2 separate regions of the Homo sapiens genome follow, and region 2 is linked to region 1. Evidence: chromatin contacts called from ENCODE Hi-C or POLR2A ChIA-PET data. All regions are on one chromosome and are shown on one strand. The core of a region is the stretch at or near the end of the contact, and the rest is flanking DNA. Distances in the headings are between cores, read along the strand shown. Region 1 holds the start of NTNG1 (netrin G1). Region 2 overlaps NTNG1 (netrin G1).

What was found. Hi-C counts contacts between places; a loop is a spot of excess contacts on that map. ChIA-PET counts read pairs that join two places held with the same protein, here RNA polymerase II (POLR2A).
Region 2: a loop to region 1 is called in a map of OCI-LY7, with 3 times the contacts of the local background. The contact joins the enhancer-like site here to the promoter of NTNG1 in region 1. A Hi-C loop is called at or near these places in 1 of 168 maps with a recorded cell type or tissue (OCI-LY7). POLR2A ChIA-PET finds 5 or more read pairs at or near these places in 2 of 52 experiments (HEK293T and OCI-LY7).

What each region holds. Positions count from the first base shown.
Region 1 is chr1:107,138,986-107,142,337 of GRCh38, reverse strand. NTNG1 (netrin G1) reads right to left here and starts at 1,299. Exons shown (of 8, transcript NM_001113226.3): 1 at 1,198-1,299. RefSeq lists silencers at 605-884, 905-1,194 and an enhancer at 1,128-1,659.
Region 2 is chr1:107,357,724-107,361,169 of GRCh38, reverse strand. All of the region lies in intron 3 of NTNG1 (netrin G1), which reads right to left. Among named protein-coding and RNA genes, the nearest start is that of NTNG1, 220 kb to the right of the region's middle. Within about 2 kb of position 1,554, at least 3 of the 41 ENCODE cell types and tissues checked have a DNase peak (open chromatin) inside an H3K27ac peak, as active enhancers do; they include OCI-LY7, where a contact is called at or near this core.

The DNA.
Region 1 (3,352 bases), core at 50-2,549:
AAGTGGATTTCTGAAGGAAAAAAAAAAAAAGTCCCCGGGTGAGGGTACTAAAATTAACAGCAGAGGGCGCAGTTTCTTTTTATATCTAAGTTTTTCCTTGTATGAATCACTTAATTGGTTATTTTAGGCCCAATAATATTCAGTATTATTTGTATTATATATAGATATCCACAGATCCATACAGGAGTGCAATTCAGTGTCCCTAGCCGAATCCATCAACCGATTAATATGATGCCAGTAAAGAATATGAGAGAATATTCCAAACAGCATCCCTACACCAAGTCTTCCTCTTTCAATTTCCCTTTCTCCCCAGCTGCACAACATGGGATAGTAATGTTTTAATCTAGCACCAATAAAGGCGATTAAAAGAAGGGACTTCAAAAGCTCTCGATGTGGCCACCAGATCCCCAAGGCCGGCAATAGGGCAAGTGTTTTTTTGTTTTTTTTGTTTGCTTTTCCCCAAACAAATATAATTGGCGAAAGAAAGAAAAAATAACGACAAGCCGCCTGAGCGATGTGTGTGGCCAGGTGTGCGTGAGAGAGGGAGAGCGCGGGGCCCCTGTCAGTCGGCGGATGGAGGCTCAGACCCCACGCCTGGGCTCCGGACACAACAAGAGGACGCATCACCGGCCCGGGGCGCACCCCCGGGAAGACTTGTGTGTGGGTGTGAGCGTGTGCCGCTGTGTGTGCGCGTAGGGCTCCGCGCGCTGCCTCCTCGGGGCGCTTTACAAAGTTCCTCGCCCACCCGGAGCCTTCCCTCCCGCCTGTGCATCGCAGCGGGTGGGGCGGGGGGCGGCGGGGGGTGGGGAAACCCGGGGGAGAGGGGCACGGGCGAGAGGCTCGGGTCGCAGTAGGAGAGGCGAGCCGCAGGCACTTACCGTGTGGCTCGTTTGCCCTTGCGCCGGGCGGGAGCCGAGCCGACGGCGCGGGGCGGCGGCCCTGCGCAGCCAGCCTGGTCCGCCTCGGGCGGCGGCCGCAGCAGCGGAGCCCGCGGGCGGCGTACGGGCGGAGGGCGGCAGCTCCCGCGGAGCCTCCTCCCCAGGCGGGAGCGGGCGGAGCGGGAGGGGTGGGCGTGAGGACCCGAGCCGCCGCCACCGCCGCAGCCCGGGGATTCCGATCGCGCCCGGCCGCCGGCGGGAGAGGACCCCGAGGACCGAGAACCCAGCGCCGGCCCGCCACTCCCCGCCGCTTAATTACCTTCGCCTCCGCCCCCGGGGGGAGCCTCCTGCAAGTCGCCCCCTCTCGGAGCCCGCACCCAGAGGGGGAATTCCTTCCCGTTGACGTCCTCTTCCGAAATGCAAAAGATCAGTGACTTTGACAGGTAGATGAGGGGGAGGGAGTAAGGGTGGGCGGAGAGGAAGAGAGGATGAGAAAGGTGCCTCTCCCTCCAAAAATATAGTGATATTAATAATGAGATCTCAGCCTTCGGAGGTCGTGCCAGCCCAGTCCCCTGCTCGCCGGCTCTCCTCCGCGCCTCCTCGCTCCGCTGCCTCTGACACTTCTCGCCTTAAACTTTTACTGAGGGATATTTTTTCTTTTTTCTATTTCTATTTCTTTTTTTTTTCCTCTTTTTTTTTTTTTCAAGCCGCAGGACGATTTTCTGGTTCCCGGGGATCAGAACCAGCGGCCAGGCGGTTCTATGCCGCTTGGCACCGCTTTCATTTTATTTCAGATGAAGACGTTGAGCTTAGTCAGAAGGGGCATAAATCAGGACAATTAGCATTGGCGCCAAGAAGATCCTCTAATACCAATTTCGCCCGGGTTTCCTTCGCGCATTCCTCCACTCAAGTCAGAAATGTCACTGCACATAGCACTGATGGCAGTGAGACGCGACGCACCCAAAGTCCGTTTGATGAAATATACATGGCCCACGACGCTTCTGGATTGCGGCTCCCGGACTCCCCGCCCCCACCAGCGGCTCCCGGCCGGGACCCTGCTCCGAGCGGGCAGCGAGCTCCTGGCAAACTTAGGGGCCAGTGCCAATTAAAGAGTGAGCGCGAGAGCCGGAAAGAGGAGCGGCAAAGAAGCAAGCCCGGGGAAGCCGCAGCCCTCGGAGGGGTGGCATGTACGTTTCACTTAAAAAGCAGATCTTCTTCTGCAACTGCCAGCAAGTGGAAGGATAGCAAACCTTATACTACCTCGAGACCTGTGCGCTCCGAGCGGTCCTAACTCCGTCCCGCTCGCTGTTGCTGTTGCTGGTGCTGCTCCGGCTGCAGCTGCTGCCGCTCCACGACCTCGGGGCGCTGAGGCAACAGGGCCCCCTCCCTCTACTCCCCATCCCCCCCGGCTCCTCCACAGAAGCGCCGTTTCCAGTAACTCCTCGTGTACCTCCCACTTCTGCCGCCGTCCATCCCACCCCTCTCTCTTCTGTCCCCTCCCCAAACCGTTCCCAAGCACACCCTTCGCCGCTGGAAGTGATCACAATGTTGTTTTTCAACAAGCACTTCCTTTGCCCGGAGGCCCCTACAGCCCTAGACTGGAAACTCCTCCTTTAGAAATTCATTCCCCTTTAAAAAGTTGAAGTTCAAGGGAGAGCTGCGCATTTCAGGCTTCCTTGCCTTTTCTAAGAGAAAGACAAATGCTCCGATGCTCCAGGCTTCATTCCCCACCAAGGCGGGCTCAGACTCACCTGGGATCACTCTTAGCTACACATTAACGTCAAACAGAAACAAATCCGAATTTAGATAAGATAGGGAGACTTCCATTAGAAAGAAAGACTATTGCAACAGGGAAAACGCTCTGATCTCAGAAATCTGCAAACCTCTCAAAACCAAACAGAAATCGGCCTTTTTTTTCTATATATATAAGGGGGAGCAAGCAATAGGCAAAGCCAAGTGGATGGGGGAAACAACTCACTTCAAGACCCTCTTGGTTGAACAAGAAATGTGTCTCTGTGGTCCAAGAATTTGGAAGATAAGCTAACAATGGTGAATGTTTCACATTTTAGTTCTTGCTCAGATTTGGGGGGCAAGCTAAATTCCAGGGACCTGCTGGAGAGAAGCCTGACTCATGTTTGGTCAAGGCAAAGTGGCGGGTGGGGGGGGGGTGGAAGAAATGGGCAATTGTGAACACTTAGTCACTATGTGTCCCACAATTAAGGCAGGAGGCTGAGTAATTGGGTCATTTTTCTGTGATGACTGGGGGTGGTGTGGTAAAAGGATGGATGGGGGAGAAGTTTGTTGAGTTGGGCCTATAACCAGGCCCTCCTTGGCCCTGGGCAGCCAGGAAGTGGGCAGGGATTTCAGGCACCCCCAGCCTTCCCTCTAACACCTAAGAGGCCACAATAAGTCGCCTTCGGAATCTCTGAGTGCAGGAATCTGGGATTCATGTGCTTTCCTCTTTCCCACCTTTG
Region 2 (3,446 bases), core at 305-2,804, 220 kb before region 1:
TATATTTTATATAAGAAATATATAATATATAATATAAGAAATATATAATACTATATATATTATATATATTTTTTCAAACCCATTTCAAAGATCTTTTGCCTTTTTTTTGGAGCTATGTACTTCCATATTGCAATATAAGAACTGATTCTTCTTTAAAACAATGAAATTTATAGAGTTAAAGAAGTGAGATAGCAGTTACACGAGAAGCAGATTTATGTGTCATGTATACAAATCAATAACAAAACTAAGTTTCTTAAGTCTTTCTAGTAATCATGGGAAGAAATATGTAACATGTATTCTGGAGGCATGGACGAGAGATACTCAGTGACTGGTGACTAGATGTTAGAAAGTAGCCTCTCGGCTATGAGTCAAGGACCATATATTAAGTGATCTTTACATCCTAAACAGGGCTTAGCATAGGATGTGCACATATTAGTTGCTACTTAAATGCTTTCTAATATATTGATTTGCTAAGCAGACTGATAATGCAGATAAAATTTCACAGGCATTACTTGACTTTGCAAATACTTTTCAGAATTCAAATAAATTATTTATGTACTACCCATGAATTAGAGACTATCCATTCATTATCATATAAATTATATTACTTGATTTCCTTGCTGAAAATCTTCCAGTGGCTTCCTGTTGCCTATAGGACCTAAACAATTTGGCATTTGCTCATCTCTCCTACCTTAATTTCTATCACTTTCCACCTTGAGTATTCCATACTGTACTTTCTATTTCTCTTCAGGGTCTTTACACTCACTGTTTCTCTTTTTGGAATGTTCTTCCACAGATATTTCCGTGGCCCACTCTTTCACATCCTTTAACTTTTGTTCTGATATTCTGACCTCTCAGATCACCTCTTCCTAAAGTGGCTGTCTTCTTATTCTCTTTCCCTTACCCTGATTCATTTTTCTTCATGGTATATATCACTGCCTGAAATTATATTTATTGTTTTGGTGTGTCAAGTTCAGTACCTGGTATATAATGCCCACTAAACATTTTCCTAAAAAAAATCAATTTTTCTAATCAATATGTTTGAGTGCTATAGACCAAAGGGTTGGTCGGTTGTCAGGCAGGTAAGCAGACCCTGTATAAGACAACAGGGTGTGGCGGGAGCAGCAACCATGTGTGAACAGTTTAGGCTTGATTAAGAGGTATGCAAATAAAAAATAAGTAAAATGTTGTGTCGACCAAATAAGATATATCTGGGGACCAGATTGGGCCCAACTGTTTTGGGTTTACATAAGTTACACAATAAATAGCAGTGACTATCTCGTGATAGTTTTGGAGAAAATACTGTTTTCTATAAATATGTATTTCCACTTCTCTCTTTTCCTTTTTTTTCATCTTATCACACTTAGTATTTTTTCCTTCAGATGTAAAGGTGAATTAGCACGGTGTATGCACTCAATACTGTCTGTTCAGCTCCCTAATGATATGAACAGTGAATGCAAATGTAAACCTATCTGTAGGTTTTCTAATCACAGAAACAGGAAGCTCCAAATTTAAGAACATAGAATCAGTGATGCAAATGTGTTGGGGGTGGGGGAGCTTGCCAAGGACAGACAGAAAATAGAAAAAGTCACCCTTCACTTCTGATGCCTACTCTCAATCAAGTCTCAGATAGGGGCAATTTCCAGAGAAATGATCATCCTATAGGTATGAATAGGTTAATGAAGCTATAAAGCCTTTGTTTGCCCACCAGACCTGTTTTCTCTTCTCTTCCTGGGAAACTAAGGCTTCTCTTAAGCCATTCTCTGATTCTCTGATATCTTAACTGGTCTGTGATAGGGTTCAGATTCAGTCAATCTATTATCATCTCCTATTTATATTTCTCTGCAATCAATGACCATGCTGTATTGCTTCAGGCTGTGATTCACAATCATAAACTGTAGTTTATATTTATCAACTTCATTTATGAGAAAAATTGGGCACGCAGGATGTAATTACATTGTCATGAGCTGCTAAAGACAAACACTGAGGCTCACACATCAGTGACCACAGAAGTCAGACCCGTTCTCCCCAACAGCTCAGTTTGTGTGTCCAAATCTCTATAGCTCTACTGGCATCTAGGAGCTGCAATTTCCTGTGTGTGTGTTTTAAGTTGCCTTGTTCAGATTTCTAGCAAATTGGAGTAACATTTGGTGATAGAGACGTCCGCATTTTCAATAGAACTTTATATTTTTTTGTGAGACAATGATCAGCCTTGTAGCAGTTGGCCATAATTTAGATTAATTTACAGTGGAGCTGTCAAGTCTAGAATTAACAGAGAAAACCTAGCATAAACTAATCTGTCAGTTCAAGGCACAGACTTCAATCCTTTAATCACAGCTAAACTCTTTTACTTCTGGGGCACCAAAGCTGTCCTCACAGCAGGGTGTTATGGCATGTTTGTAATGTCTGAAGGGTAAAAATATGCTCAAATTGCAGTTCAAATACTGTGTTTTTAAGCAACAGCAGCTTGTAGATGTTGTTAAACTCTCTGCCTTTTTTTTTTTCCTGGAATGATTTGATTATCATCGTAAGGTCCTCTTTAGAATTCCTTACTTTCAAAACAGATACACTAAAATTTAGGCTTTTCTCCCCCATAGGTCAGTGCTCTGTATTAGTTTGGAAAAAGATGACCAGATTTTCAGTGGGCTAGATCAACACTAGAATGCAACAAATGAATTGATTGTAAAGAAAAAGTTTACATTAGACAGACTCATCCAGAACAGGAAACCCCCACTCGTGACCAAATCTATGTGCAAGTGGCCATTTGCTGTTGATTAATTCTAGTCATAGATGTCAAAAAAAAAAAAAAATTAAGTACTATCTCCTCATGCCCATCTATTTTCCAGTGCTCAACTTGAGAGTATCATCTTCTTCAATAAGGCTTGAAGAACTAAATTTTTAAAATAACTCAAGTAGAGGTAGCACTTAATATTTCTTAGTCCAGAGTGTAATATTTTCTCTCAATTGCATTTTTCCCCACAAAGATTAAAAAAATTCATACCTTAGGTATTTACTTTCAGGTTGTGCATATTGTTATATATGCATTCTTAGGACATGTAAACACTTTCTCACAGTGTTTAGAGTCACAATAAAAGCTCATTTTTAATTTGATATCTTTCAAAATTTTAACCATGTATTCGAATGGAATGATCTATTATTTGAGTGGTCAGAAATTTAAAAGAAACGATTTGACTTACATAGAAGAGTAGTATATAATGCTATAAATTCCACTGTTACAGTTTCAAATGTTCCTTAGATATATGAAACCAAGTGCAACTTTAATATTCTAACTAAAGAACTTCATCTATATTTCAAATGTTTCTAATCAATATTTTCCTTCATTTCAGATCAACTCACCATTATAATCACAGATAACTGGAAAGTTAAGGACCAGATAGCCTGTTATGAATAATTTACAGCTGTCATTGTGAAAAACGAATTGTTAA